Linked DNA regions of Homo sapiens: region 1 is linked to region 2. The links are chromatin loops, found by intact Hi-C in ENCODE. Cell type or tissue: PC-9. All regions are shown on one strand. Links, peaks and the distances in the headings refer to the core of each region. The heading gives the core; the rest is flanking DNA.

Region 1 (7,676 bases), core at 1,389-6,388, 270 kb after region 2:
TGAGAAGACGCTGGGGAAACATTTGGAAAAGAGACTCTTCTAGGAGACAGTTGCCTGCTCCCAGATCACTGGCGTCTTCCCAGCCTGTCCCATCCAGCTCAGCCCCCCACATAAAACCACAACGTTCCTCCTCGCCTGGTTCATAAAGGGCCTCCCGGGGACTGTCCTTACAGGAGGGGAGTTTCCCTTAAAAGCAAGTAGGAGTTTTCTGCTGCATGTTTGTGCCTTTTTTCCCCCACTCCCTCCGACTGGACAGTCACCTCACGCCACATGCTTTCCAGCAAACACTCATCACCCGATAAATCATGTGACCCCTTCTGTTTATTTAGAGGTGCTGGCTGGCTAGCTGGGGCCTCTCATCCAGCCCCTGCTCTGTAACCAATTTCAGAGTGGTTTTCATCAGAAAGGGGAACTTCTGAGAACCAGATAAGGAAAACTATTCATTTGCATGGAAGAGCTCCCTAGGCCGTTCCCTGGGGTGCCAGGAGAATTAGGGAAACCTCAAACACAGTTTATGAAGCTGCCAAAAAGTGTGTGCTAGAGAACACCAGCTCCGATTAGTTCCTACAAAAGATGGAGTAACTGTAGGAAGTCTCCTCTCAAATGTAATTTGAGGTTCATTTTTGACCCTCATTTAGCGTTTTAGATTCTGGAATCAACAAACATTTTTGCTGAGTGCTTTGGCAAAACCTCAGGTTGAACTATTTTAACTCTGTTTTTTTTTTTTTTCTTTTCTTTAATTAAGAGGCTACTTATAATGAGAAGAAGGTGGAGGCTGCGTTTGACCAAATGAAATGCCTGGCTCCAAGGGGCAGGACAGCGTATCTCAGTGTGGACTCGGGAACTACTCAGTCAGTATGGCCTGGGCTGGCTGAACATAAAACAAGTTCTCCAGGCCCCATCCCAGGCCTGAGGAATTCGAATCGCAAGAAGTTAGGCTCCAGAAACATGCTTTTAAACCAAAAAAGCTCTTCAGGCAAATGTTACGCTTATTGACATGTAACAGCTCTGCTTCTAAAAGCACCGTTCTGAGGAACCAGAAGTGGCTCATAGCTTATTGAGCCATGGACCATCAACTGTAACATGAAGAAGTTCCAGTGTGGAGAGAAAAGAATCCTTAACCTTTGGTTTACCTTTCTAGGTCTTTCGATCTCCCTTTAATCCACTCGATGGCTAGCTTTTCAAGATAAATGGAAACTTTATTCAGTTTGTTTTTGCTTTTAAGTCCTTGGCCACTGGGAGAGTCCTTGAAGGGGAGATATCTTGTGAAAGAGGGAGGGAGCACTGAAAATGCATCCGCATAACAGATTCGTGGCTGTGCAGATCCTGAATGGAGTAGGGTGGGTGGGGTAAGCGGAGGGAGAGAACCCAGTGTTTTTCTAGGCAGTTATTCAACCAAACCATTACTTCAAATTTCCAGAGGTCATTTTAAAGCCTGGTCCGACTGTTGCCTCAGGACCCAGTTTCTTAGCTTTGAGTGAATGAATTGAGGACAGAGAATCTGTTACCAGTGACAACTGCCTATTACTAAAAGCCGTAGGAAGGCCTGACAACATCAAAACCTCTTCACCCAAGCTGATCTTGGAGGCAAGGTCACCGCAGCATTACTGCCACGCAGGAGCTTTCCTGTGGGCTCCTGAATGCAGCCCAGGACAGTGACTGAGCAGTGGCTGTGTGGTGCCCCAGGGACACTGAACACTAGGCTTTGGGGGGGCAATCGTCAGCAGAGGTCCCCCACCTTACTCACGTTTGGCACCAAAACAGTGAAGCACGTTTGCACAGGAGACGATGAGGGCTCAGACATTATCAGTGGTGACCAGCACGGATGGAAAACCACAGGGTGGACCACAGAAGACCACACTGTCCTCAGTGTTCAGGACTTCAAAGATTGTATAATGGAAGCTGCTTTTAGTGAGTAATAGAATACCCAATTAGAACAGCCTTGAACATCAAGGGTTCTTCATGGTACACATCAAGAGGTTCCAGAGAGGTAACCTCAGCAACATAACACTGTCAGGAGGCTGCGGCTTCTTGGTGATGCTCTCCTTTCCCCTCCTAACAACAAGATGGCTGCTGCTGCAGGTCCAAGCATCGTGCCTCACATGGATGTGCTCAAAAGGAAGGAAAGAATGGAGTTTTGCCTCACATGCCTTTGTTTTAATTAAATAGGAAATTCCCCTCTCACACTCTCCTCCTGAGGTAGAAGGTGGGGCTTGGATACTGGACCAAATTGAGGACTAGCTAAAACACGGACAAGGCAGAAGCAGCTTTCCATGAGACAGCCCACCAGCATGCCATGTAAGTTTACCATCACTATGGCAACAACAGGGAATTACCACTCTTTCCATGCCAATGGCCTGATGGTCCAAAAGTTAGCACCCCTTCTCTGGAAATTTCTGCATAAACCACCCCTTAGTCTACATGTAATTAAAAGCAGGTATAAATATGACTGCAAGACTGTACTGAGCTGCTACTCTGGACACACTGCCTATAGGATAACCCTGCTCTGCAGGAGCAGTCACAGAGCTGTGACACTGCCGCTTCAACAAAGCTGTTTTCTTCTACCCTACCACCGGCCCACCCTTGAATTATTTCCTGGGCAAAGCCAAGAACTCTTATAGGCTAAGCTCCACTTGGGGGCTCACTTGCCCTGCGTCACTCCCACCCTATGGAAGATCCCAGAAATCCACAGTCACATGCCCATCCCACACTGCAGGTGGAAGGAAAGGTAGGTTTGCTGCACAGTTTCAGGTTAAACTAACCACGTTCCATTTGCCTGAGCTTGGGGAAGGGCCCACCTTCCCTGAGTATGTTGCTGTCCCACAGTTGAATAAAATCAAGATTTAAGCAGCAAAACAAAAAAGTTCAATGACTTCTAAACAGGCCATGGAAGATGGACAAGAACCCTGCCAAAAGGATCTAGCATTATCTTTGGTAAGGAGTTCCTTCCTAATGACCAAGAATAAATTTCCTGCCCTGGAGAAAAGGGGATGCAAAGTAAGATTTAATTTGATTTTAGAAAATTGAGAAGTGGCATTTTTTCATCTGAGTGTTTGGTTTGGTTTTCTGGGGATAAAACTTGGTTTATATCTCAGAACTTGGGACGTCTGAGTAAACTCTAGGCTTGTCAAGAGGTCCTGTCCCTCCAGCTCCCCAACAGGTCTTCCCTGCTGATGTTTCTCCATCAGCCCTTGTACTGCAAGAAATGTGGGTCTGGGTCAGACATGTGTGCATGCATTGGCATTTTCCACTGAGGGGTTTCTAGTAATTTCTTAGGGAGTTTCTGAAACCTCCAAGCTCGACTTTTTTGTTGTTGTTCTTTTTCTTTTTTGAAGTTAATAAAGCCTGAGTAGTGAATGAGGCCATCTTTAAAGAGTCGTGTGTACTCAGCAACTTTGGTGTGTTAGTTTGTCTTCCAATCTGTCTCACTCGGGGTGCTTATCTCTTAGAAAGGGAGATTATTACCACAGAGACTGGGCTGGAAACCGCTTCGCTGACAGGTTTAAGAGTCTTAGCAAAATAAACAGCCGCAAAGGCAAAACTGTGTGCAAAATGGCAGGCTTCATTCTCTCTATGTGGCTCAGCTGGGTAGAGAGGGAGCTGGAATCAAAACAAAACAGACAGCATCTCAACAGCACTCTGAGAGGTTGAGCTTCACGTGGGAGGGCTGTGGGGTGGGGGCGAGCGTTGGCATTTCCTTCTGATCAAGTAGTTCTCTCCTTTTATAGAGACAATTGCTAAACTGGCAAGCCCGTCACCATACCTGTTGATCTGGTTTATGATTCATGCCTTAAAAAACCCTAGAGTTGTGATAGTTCCTCTTACTGTTTTTCATACCCAGAAAGCTATACAAGTAATGGAATTCTGCGGTTGAGTTTCTCTGGAGCTTGCTTTGCGGGACCAGCTGAAGATCCTTTTCCTTGGATTTGGCAAAATCCAAACTAGAACCAATGCATGCAAATTTGCAAGCAACTTGAGAACAAGAGAGTATCATTTATTTTTATCTCTCTCTTCCCAGCACCTCTAGCGCAGTATTGAGAAAATACTAGGCACTCCATAAATGTCAATTAAATGATCGGATGAATAAACGGATAACTTTGCTGTCTCATTGTAACAGTACTCTAGAGTATTGGGAAGTAAAAGTGTTTCCACATATAAATTTATTCTTCTTGTTTTAATACTGGTGGCAAAATTTCCAGCTAACTCAGAACAAAAGAGCAAATTAGAATGCTTAACTCTTACCCCAGGATCTATTAGGAAGGAGAGAACCTATTTAGGTAGGACTTTGTTGATTGACGAACATTCAAGGACAATTAGAACATTTGTCAATAATTGATATTTTGCTATAATTCTTCCACTTTTAAAAGTGTTTGAGAGATTCAGGTAGAACCTGCCATCTCTTCCCAAAGTTCAAGAATTCAAGGCAGAATTCAAGTGACTTTTGGAGTTGAGGGAATAGGTGACTCCATCTCTTTTTGGGACAACTAGAGTTTGCATGTTTCTTTTTGACTTAGGTCAAGAAAGACCCTTTTCAAAGAGTGCAGAAGGCATGTAACCTTAGGAGTTTAGGAGTTCAGCAGGAATGTGAATCCTGACTCCACATGTCACTATGTGACCTGAATGAGGGACTGTCCTTCTCTAAGTCTTAATTTCATCATCCATAAAAGGGGCTCTAAAAGACAGTTGTGAGGATTAAATGGGATGATATGTGTAAAGCATGCAGCACAGTGCCTGGCCCTCCATAAGCTCTTATAAGAGAGCCATCTGTCATTTTTATTATTACCATCACTATCATCATCACCAGTTTCCTGTACCAGAACATTGTACAACAAAGAGGTTTGGATCAATATCATTTTAAACCTCTTTTTTGAGAGCAAGGGTCCTGAATCCATGAAAATGTGTTTAACTTGGTCATCGACCTCAATTTGCTTGGTTACTGTACATGTGGGCTGAGGTTAAGTCAGTCCAGGCTAGATTCCCAGGAAGGCGATGCACAGCCCAGAGTGGACACTGTCTGGCCTCAGCAGCTCCTACTAAATGACAATGCTCCTCCACCTTAATTTTCTTTTCAAAGGGGCAAATTAGAGAACATCTGATTACAGTCACACTGCTTACTTTTTAACTACCCATTTCTTCCAAAAAAATAAAAAAATACAATGAAAAATTAAAAAAAGACATTATGTTTAAAGATGACTTTTGCTGGAAACCACCAACCCAGCGTTGGAGAAGTAGCTGAGCCAGTGGAGAGACCCTGTAGCCTGACTGATGTAGATTCAGACACCAGCTTGGCACCTTCTGGTCATGTAAGCTGGGGCAAGTCACTTGACTTTTCGATGCCTCCATTTCCTTGTTTGTAGAATGGAGATAATAATGTTTATCTAACATCTCTATGGGTTACACGTGGTACGTACAAAGCATTCCTAGCAAAGAGATTAGGTGCTCAATAAAAGTGGTAGCTGGTTCCAGGATTCTGGTTGTTATTCAGTCCCTGGTTGTTATTAAATCCAAGACTTAGGAAAAATGGCTCCTGGAAGCATATTAATAATGATGCTCAATCTACTTACGGTGAGCCAGGCAATCCTCTACACCCTTTACATATATTAACTGGTTTAATTCTCTCAAAATCCTATGAAGCAGGTAGTATTATTACCCCATTTTACAGATGAAAGAAATAAGGCATAGAAAGTCCACATACCTTATCCAAGGCCCCAAAACTGGTAAATAATAGCAGGTATCATCTCAGGCAGTGTGATGCCAAAGTTTCTGCTCCTGGCCACTCCTCCAGGCTACCTCTCTTAGGTGGCCCAGACAGTCACAGGGTAGAGGACAAGCCTGCATCTTCCCCACCCCATGGTCTGTTGAATGGCCTAGAGGCAGAGACATTCCCCTAATGTGCCCAGAATTGGTGGATTCTTGGTCTCACTGCCTTCAAGAATGAAGCTGCAGACCCTCGCAGTGTGACAGTTTTTAAAGATGGCGTGTCCAGAATTTGTTCTTTCTGATGTTATGATGTGTCTGGAATTTCTTCCTTCTGGTGGGTTCGTGGTCTGGCTGGTTTCAGGAGTGAAGCTGCAGACCTACACAGTGAGTGTCAAGGCTCTTAAGGTGGTGCATCTGGAGTAGTTCGTTCCTCCTGTCTGGAGTTGTTCATTCCTCCTGGTGGGTTTGTGGTCTGGCCAACCCCAGGAGTGAAGCTGCAGACCTTCTCCGTGAGTGTTACATTTCATAAAGGCAGTGCGGCCCCAAACAGGGATCAGCAACAGGATTTAGTGCAATGAGCAAAAGAACAAAACTCCATCGTGGAAGAGGACCCCAGCAGGTTGCCGCTGCTGGCTCGGGCAGCCTGCTTTCATTCCCTTATCTGACCCCACCCACATTCTGCTGATTGGCCCATTTTACAGAGAGTTGATTGTTCCATTTTACAGAGAGCTGATTGGTCCGTTTTACAGAGAGCTGATTGGTCCGTTTTGACAGGGTGCTGATTGGTGCGTTTACAATCCCTGAGCTAGACACAGAGTGCTGATTGGTGTACTTACAATCCTTTAGCTAGACTTAAAAGTTCTCCAAGTCCCCACCAGATAAGCTAGATACAGAGTGCTGATTGGTGCATCCACGAACCCTGAGCTAGACACAGAGTGCTGGTTGGTGCATATACAATCCTCTGGCTAGACATAAAAGTTCTCCAAGTCTCCACCAGACTCAGGAGTCCAGCTGGCTTCGCCTAGTGGATCCCGCACCAGGGCCCCGGGCAGAGCTGCCCGCTAGTCCCTCGCTGCTGACCTGTACTCCTCAGCCCTTGGGACCAGGAGCCACGGAGCAGGGGGCAGCGGCTGAGGCCTGGCAAGAATTCAAGCACTGTGTGGGCGAGCTGGCAGTGCTGGGGGACCCAGCGCCCCCTCCGCAGCTGCTGGCCTGGGTGCTAAGCCCCTCACTGCCCGAGCCGGTGGCGCCAGCTGGCTGCCCCGAGTGCAGGGCACGCCGAGCTCACACCCACCAGGAGGCACGTAGCTGCGGTTCCCACCCACATCTCTCCCTCCACACCTTCCCGCAAGCAGAGGGAGCTGGCTGCAGCCTCGGCCAGCCCAGAGAGGGGCTCCCACAGTGCAGTGGCAGGCTGAAGGGCTCTTCAAGAGTGGCCAGAGCAAACGCCGAGGCCGAGGAGGTGCTGAGAGCGAGCAAGGGCTGCTAGCAGGTTGTCACCTCTCACTAGCGTGTCTTAAACAAGGTCAGAGGAAGAGCCACACCATCCCATAGGAATTTTCCAACTTCCCACTAGTCCTATTGGGACTAAATCTAAGAAAAATGGATAATATATCAATAGCAATTTAAAAATTTCTTTTGGAAGGAAAAGTCCGTGGCGGAAGTCCAAAGTTCTGAGATAAGAGACCCCAGTCTTATTTTGGGCCATATGGCTTAATGGAGAGCCTCCTAACTTTAAAGTCAAATGAACTCATAATCATATGTTTGTCCTGATATTTTTTGGCTGTGAGACCTCTCTCAGCCTTAGTCTCCTCAGCTGTGAAAAGAGTTTAATAAAACTTACATGATGGAGTTGTTCTGGGAATTAAATGAGATAATACACTGAAATTCCCTGCATAGTACCAGAAATACCACTGGTTCCCAGTGAAGGAACATCATACTCTCTAATATGGTTTGGCTTTGTCCCCACCCAAATC
Region 2 (7,676 bases), core at 1,397-6,396:
AGCACCATGGAGGCCAGTGCTGCTTCATCCTGGCTCGTTACACCCAATGGGCCCTTGGCCACTAGACTTAGTACATTAGAATCTCTGTGGAAAGGATTGGTATATTAAAAAATCCTGTCCAGGTAATTTTAACGAGTAGCAATGAAATCAGCTTCTGAGCAGGGAAATAATTATATGTGGGGTACAAGGGAATGAACTGAGAATTCCAACATTGAAACCCCCTGAGGTATTAACTTGGGTCATGTTGAAGGTAATACCTACTTTATGGAATTGCTAGGGAGATTATCCTTAGGGTTGAGCTCAGAGGTTTGGAATCAAACACACTGGCTTCAAATCTTAGTTCAGTCTATTTGACCATTTGTGTGTCCTTAAGCAAGTTACTTAATTTCTTTAAGCCCCAGTTTCTTCATTTGTAAAACAGGGGTAATAGTGCTTACAGGGAGGACTCAGTTCTGCAGCTGCCCTGAGCGTGCTGCTTGGCATATGGAAAGTATGCAAACATCAGAGCCGCACTTCATTTCTTCCCTTGTCCTCCTGTTCTTGCTGCTATTATATCTAATGCCTGACAAAATGTGTACAAACCTAAATGCTAATCTTTTATTTCCATTTCCAAACTTTGTTAATACTTATCATGGGATATAAATAGACTGTAGAACATTATTTATTATGATGTTATGGTATACTATGGTACAGTACTATATACTGTATAGTGGCTGCTGATCTTTTTTTCTTTTTCCTAAATTCAAGTATTTTAATACAAGGTATGCAGAATATGTGCAAAGACTAAATGCTGGTTGTCTGGGTGGGGTTCATGCCAAATCAAATGTGACAGCCTTTTCCGGAAAGAAAGAATAATGACATTGTTACCACCTAGATATTAACTGAATATGCTAAGCTCATCATATAGACTGCCCAAGTCGATCTGTACAACATCCTTTTGAGGTTGTTAGTAGAATTACCTGTTTTTTAGATAAGGAAATGGAAGCTTACAGTCATTTGCCCAAGGTCAGAGAACCAGTTAAGGAGGATTCCAACTCAGGCAGGCTGGCTCAGAGCCCTGCCTGTTACCATTATGCTTACCAGGCCTCACGGGCCCTGGCTGGGAGCTCAGGTTCAAGGATTCCTTTCCGGCAGGCCAGCTATCATAAGAGGAAAGGGAGTACCAGAAAGCTTTTTCTCTAATTTGCTAAATATCAACTTTCCTAATATATGAATTACTGCTTAGAGGCAGAGTTGTTATACTGTGTAATACATTTTGAAGTATGGTGTGTATGTTCCTGTGGTTGCATTTTTCGTGCATATACACACATCTCTGCAAACTTTATATGACAGGAGGGATAAAAGGCAATGAGATGTTTTCAGAAAAGTTACAATTATCTGTATTAAGATGTATTTTCTTTTGATTATAAAACAGGTACAAAAATCAGAATATAAAATAATATAGTATCCTAACATTAAAAAATGCACATTTATATTAATGTTAAATTCTAAATGTTAACATTCAAATGTTGACAGTGGTTATCTCTATAATGGTAGCCTTGGGTTGACTATCACTTTACCTTTCTGCCCTTTTGAATTGTCTGAATTTTTAAAATAATGGGCATGTATTACTTTTATGATAAGAAATCTAAAAACACAATCCTGTTCTAGAAAACTTAGAAAAGCCCAGAAAACTATAAAGAAGAATATAACAATCTTACCACCAGTTAAAAATGCTGACAACATTAGCAAACACACTTCCAATCATCTCTACTTGTATGTATATTATGTGGTAGAGATCATCTACAATTCATAATTTGGTGACTCATTTTCTTTTCTTTCTTTTTAAAAAGTCGAAAGCATTTTTATGATATTAAAGACTCTTCTTAAGTATTATTATTATTTGAGATGGAGTTTTGCTCTTGTTGCCCAGGCTGGAGTGCAATGGCATGATCTTGGCTCACTGCAACCTCCACCTCCCAGGTTCAAGCGATTCTCCTGCCTCAGCCTCCTGAGTAGCTGGGATTACAGGCCTTGCACCACCATGCCCGGCTAATTTTGTATTTTTAGTAGAGATGGGGTTTCTCCATGTTGGTCAGGCTGGTCTCAAACTCCCGACCTTAGGTGATCCACCCACCTTGGCCTCCCAAAGTGCTGGGATTACAGGCGTGAGCCACCGCCTGGCCTTAGCATTATTTACATTATTTAAATGTTACACAATAGATCATATGTACAATTTACTTAACCTTGCCCTATGTTTTTTCTCTTTTTTTTAATATGATCAACAATGATATGTATTAGATATCTTTATTCATGAATATTGGATTATATTTCGGATTATTTTCTAGATTCCTAGAATTAGTGGGTTAAAGTGAATGATCATAATTTATTTATTGCTACATAAAAAAATCCAAAACATGGTGACTTAATAATATATTATTGTTTTTCATGGTTCTGTGGGTTGAATGAGCTGAGCTCAGTAGTTCTTGTTTGGGAGTCTGGGGCTGAGCCATCTGGAAGCTTTACTGGTTGGACATTCAACATGGCTTCTTCATGCACATGCGTGATCCCTCTGTGTTCCTCCACGTGGCCTCTTTCCAGTACAGTGGCTGGATTTCTTCCGTGTCTCTCAGGGATCCAAGAGGCAAGAAGTGGAAACTGTCAGTCCTCTTAAAGACCAGGGCCTGGAGCTGGCACAATGTCACTTCCACCGTATCTTCTGTTGAGAGTAGTCACCGGCCAGCTGAGCTTCGAGGGTGTGCAGGAGCAGCCTCCCCTCTCCATGGAAGAGTGGCATGTGTCTACAAGAGGGCAGCAGTTGATGGCAACCATCTTTGTTTTTGTTTGTTTGTTTGTTTGTTTTTGTTTTTGTTTTTTGAGATGGTGTCTCGCTCTGTTGCCCAGGCTGGAGTGCAGTGGCGCGATCTCGGCTCACTGCAGGCTCCGCCTCCCGGGTTTATGCCATTCTCCTGCCTCAGCCTCCCTAGTAGCTGGGATTACAGGCACCCGCCACTTACGCCCGGCTAGTTTTTTGTATTTTTAGTAGAGATGGGGTTTCACCGTGCTAGCCGGAATGGTCTTGATCTCCTGACCTCGTGATCCACGCGTCTCGGCCTCCCAAAGTGCTGGGATTACAGGCGTGAGCCACCGCGCCCAGCCAAGGCAGCCAACTTTGAAGTCAGGCTACCACAGATCATTTTTGAAAATGGAATAAAATACAGTTTGGTACAGTTTTAAGCAAACTTGTGAAGTGACTGAATATTTACAAGTCTACAGAAAGACATTTCTGTCAGAAATAAATCTTGCTAAAGCCCCTTGAAGGAAGTGTGAGGGAAGAAAGTAGGCCAATGGAGGCTAGTCTCTTCAATAGGGCTAAATGTCCCCATGTCCCCTGGGAAGGTTTCTGCAGGGGGATGGAGTGCTAAGGAGCGAGAGTTAGTGACTGCTGAATGACTCGTTGTGCCTCAGGCAAACACTGAACTTTCCTGTTCCTTGAGGTTCAGCTCAGGCTGTCCCTGTCCAGTCCAGACCTCCGGGGCCAAACCACAGCCTGGGCAGAGGTGCCAGCCGGGAGGGTGTGGGGAATGCAGGGACAGCCCTGGAGGGAGAAGGGCAAGTCATTGCTGGGAAGTGATTTGAGATAGGGCTGTGAGGGGAAGGAAGAGGGAGGTGCGGGATGAGGTGACCAACTGAACACAGACATCTCCATCTCTGGCTTGAAGACACAACGGATCTACAGCACTTAGCAGTGAGGGGCACGCTTCAGACGGTACTGTTCTTTCTGGGAAGGGCCCAGTGACCCGAAATCTAGCATTCAGCCCCCATAGACACTCCAACGCAAGCTATTGTAAGGTTCTGTATTGCTTCAGGAACAGGAAAGAGGAGGACTACTGCTCACTCTTCATCCACCTCAGATGCTCCCCCACCCCCTCCCCACTGGAAATTCCACTTCCCACCCCACCTTCCCTCACCTGAGGGATCCCTCCATCCTTAGTTGTCCCAAACCTCCACAGAGGCTGAGGAGACAAGATTAGGAGTGAGGTTTTTGAGCTCACTGTTCAGGTTGGGATTCGGGCTTTACCACATTCTCTGAGTGACTTTTGGTTAGTTAGTAAGCTTCTTTGCATGTTGGTTCACTCATCTATAAAAGGGGGACTTAAATATAGTCTCACCTCATTCTGTTGTTGTAAGGATTGAATGAGTTAATTATGTAGAATTTTTTAGAACTCTGTGTGGCCCACAGTAAACACTCACAAAGCATTATTTTAACTTTCTATTACTTAAAAAAAGAGAATTTTTTTTTGGTTTAAATAGACTTTATCTTTTAGAAAGGTCTTAGGATCACAGCAAAATTGAGCAGAAAGTACAGAGATTTCCCATATGCATCCTGCCTGCATACACACATAAGCAGAGCCTTCCCCACCATCGGGATCCTGCACCCGGTAGTACATTTGTTGCAACTGATGAACATACTACAGTGACACATGATTATCACCGAAATCCATAGTTTACCTTACGGTTCACTTTTGGTGTTGTACATTCTATAGGTCTGGACAAATGTATAACGATATGCATCCACAATTCCAGCATCAGACAGAATTGTTTCACTGCCCTAAACATCCTCTTTTGTATTACTTTTAATTACAATTTGCCTTGAATTGTAGATAAGACATTCTTACATATCCTTTATTACTTCTTCTAAGCTAATCAAGCTGGGTTAGTTTATGTGAACTGTACAATATTACTTGTTCCACAGAGCCATGCATGAAACTTGGCAAATGGATAGTGAATTAGTGGTAGAAGAGGTGAGCAAATGAATGAATGAGACCTGTGGGTAGGGGTAAAAGACAAACTCAGGTGAGATTTTTGATTTTGATTTTTTATACTTTTTGAGTATTTTCTATATTTTCTCCAATGAGCATATTATGTTTATAGTCAGAAATAATAAAGATGATTTGTTTTAAACTTTTAAGTTTGGGGTACATGTGAAGGTTTGTTACTTAGGTAATCACGTGTCATGGGGGTTTGTTGTGCAGATTATTTCATTACCCAGGTATTAAGCCTAGTACCCATTAGATCCTCTCCCTCTTCCCATCCTTCACCCTCCAATGGGCCCTAGTGTGTGTTGTTCCCCTCTATGTGTTCATGTGTTCTCATCATTTAGCTCCCACTTACAAGTGAGAGCATGCAGTATTCGGTTTTCTGTTCCTGCATTAGTTTTCTAAGGATAATGGTCTCCAGCTCCATCCATGTCCTGTGTAAATGTACCATGGTGTAAATGTACCACATTTTCTTACATCCATGGTGTAAATGTACCACATTATCTAGTCTAGTACTGATGGGCATTTAGGTTGATCCCATATCTTTACTATTGTGAATAGTGATGCAATGAACATACACAGGCATGTAGAAAAATGCAAATCAAAACCACAATGAGATACCATCTCACACCAGTCAGAATGGCTATTATTAAAAAGTAAAAAAATAACAAATGCTGGTGAGGTTGTGGAGAAAAAGGAACCCCTATACATTCCTGGTGGGAGTGTAAATTAGTTCAACCATTGTTGAAGACAGTGTGGCAATTCCTTGGAGATCTGAAGACAGAAATATCATTCGACTCAGAAATCCCATTGCTGAGTATATGCCCAAAGGAATATAAATCGTTCTATTATAAAGACACATGCACATGCGTATGTGTGTGTGTTTTTAAAAAATACCTTAAACTTGCTTTCTGTTCCTCAGCTCCTTCTTTACCCATTGGTGCTTAGCTCTGGTTCCTCTGTTGCCAGCATACACCATGGAATCTATGCCAGGCAGCGTGGGGTTTGTCAGCTAGTGTTCATGTTGACCACAGTTAAGAGCACAGACTCTGGAGCCAGGTGCTTGGGTTCAAATTTGCGTTCCTCCCCTCCTAGCTGTGTGAACTTGGGCAAGTTAGTTACTTCTCTGTATCTGCCTTTCCTCATCTGTAAAATAGGTATGATGGCACATACCTCATAGGGATTTGTGAGGATTCTCTCAGTTAATACAGGTCAAGTGCTTAGGACAGTGACTGGCACATAATAAATATTTGCAGGTGTTAGCTCTTGTTTCTGTCATATACTGAAGCCTATTAGGACACAAAGAATCAGCCTAGAGAAGTTTCTGTTCTAATAAAGGACTGTTGAGGGCCTATTTAGACCCTGCCTTTTCTACTACCACAGCCACGTGCTGGTCTGAAGAAATATAGATAATTCTGGCAAAACAAGCTGCTTTTTAAATTTTTGTACAAATCTAACTTTCAAGCTCTGCTACCTTTGAACTAAAGCTCTCTTGTAATAAATGCATCAAGAAAATAATTAAAGAGTTAGAGATTTGGTTATAAGCTAAATAGTAACAAGGGAATCTGCTTGCTCCCTGGATCATCCTTTCACCCTTTAATGGCAACAGCAAAATGTAACAAGCAAGACTGGAACGAGAGTTGAGCCCCTGCTGAGAGTATCTGGTTAGAGGTGGTTCAGGTAGGTCTTGTCACTTTCGATCTCAGTTCATCTTGGCATGAGGTATGAGAATGTACATGGCTGGAGGATGTCACTTTCCCAGCCAAGGCATCAATCCCTAGAGTCTTTACCATTAGAAAATGTTCAATATTGTGACTTCTTCCAATGAATGTCAAGCCTAAAGTTAAGCCCAAATCCAAACCTCTTTGATTATTATTTTATTTTTTTATTATTATTATACTTTAAGTTTTAGGGTACATGTGCATAACGTGCAGGTTTGTTACATATGTATACATGTGCCATGTTGGTGTGCTGCACCCATTAACTCGTCACTTAGCATTAGGTATATCTCCTAATGCTATCCCTCCCCCCTCCCCCCACCCCACAACAGTCCCTGGTGTGTGATGTTCCCCTTCCTTTGTCCATGTGTTCTCGTTGTTCAATTCCCACCTATGAGTGAGAACATGTGGTATTTTGTGTTTTGTCCTTGCGATAGTTTGCTGAGAATGGTGGTTTCCAGCTTCATCCATGTCCCTACAAAGGACATGAACTCATCATTTTTTATGGCTGCATAGTATTCCATGGTGTATATGTGCCACATTTTCTTAATCCAGTCTATCACTGTTGGACTTTTGGGTTGGTTCCAAGTCTTTGCTATTGTGAATAGTGCCGCAATAAACATACGTGTGCATGTGTCTTTATAGCAGCATGATTTATGATTATTATTTTCAGTTATTATTATGCTTCTGCTAGCCTGAGGTTTCTTTAATATTCCTATACTGAGGGAGGTTTCATTTGGCCAGCATAAAAATCTCAAAACAATCCTATTTTCAAGAAATGGCTGATGTGTATGCAGATACAGCAGACTTCATTCATCCAACAGATACTATGAGCAGGTGCTAGGCTTCAGGCACTGAGCTAGGTGCTGGGGAGATGGTAATGAACAGGCCAATGAAGCTTCTTTCCTCATGGGGCTTCCTGTCTGGCCAAGGGTCAAAACTGACTTGTGGATCTGTAATGCCCAGTGCCTCAGCACTGAGAGAGGAAACAAAAGCCTCATACCCCTTGTCTTTTCTGTAAAGCGGCAGGATTGTTTCCTGTGATTCCAGGTCAAACCTCAACTAGGAGTATCTAATCAACTCTGTTTCCCCTCCCCTCTTTGCAAAGCCCACTCTCTCTGGATCTTTCTTTGCCGCACTAGCTTTCTGTTCAAAATCT

Evidence for each region. Hi-C counts contacts between places; a loop is a spot of excess contacts. Peaks named below come from ENCODE experiments on the same cell type or tissue, not always from the same donor. Only the 100,000 strongest peaks of a DNase experiment are listed, where the experiment ranks them.
Region 1: a loop joins it to region 2, with 7 times the contacts of the local background. A loop is called at or near these places in 2 of 110 quality-filtered maps.

Annotation. Positions count from the first base shown.
Region 1 is chr5:56,487,155-56,494,830 of GRCh38, reverse strand. No RefSeq gene overlaps it. Among named protein-coding and RNA genes, the nearest start is that of LINC01948, 9.2 kb to the right of the region's middle. In PC-9, for the core only: no CTCF peak of the experiment used is centred there; DNase peaks (open chromatin) are centred at 3,750 and 5,360; H3K4me3 peaks cover 869 bases; H3K27ac peaks cover 2,932 bases.
Region 2 is chr5:56,753,084-56,760,759 of GRCh38, reverse strand. No RefSeq gene overlaps it. Among named protein-coding and RNA genes, the nearest start is that of MAP3K1, 59 kb to the left of the region's middle. RefSeq lists an enhancer at 3,547-4,048. In PC-9, for the core only: no CTCF peak of the experiment used is centred there; a DNase peak (open chromatin) is centred at 3,459; H3K4me3 peaks cover 437 bases; H3K27ac peaks cover 1,138 bases.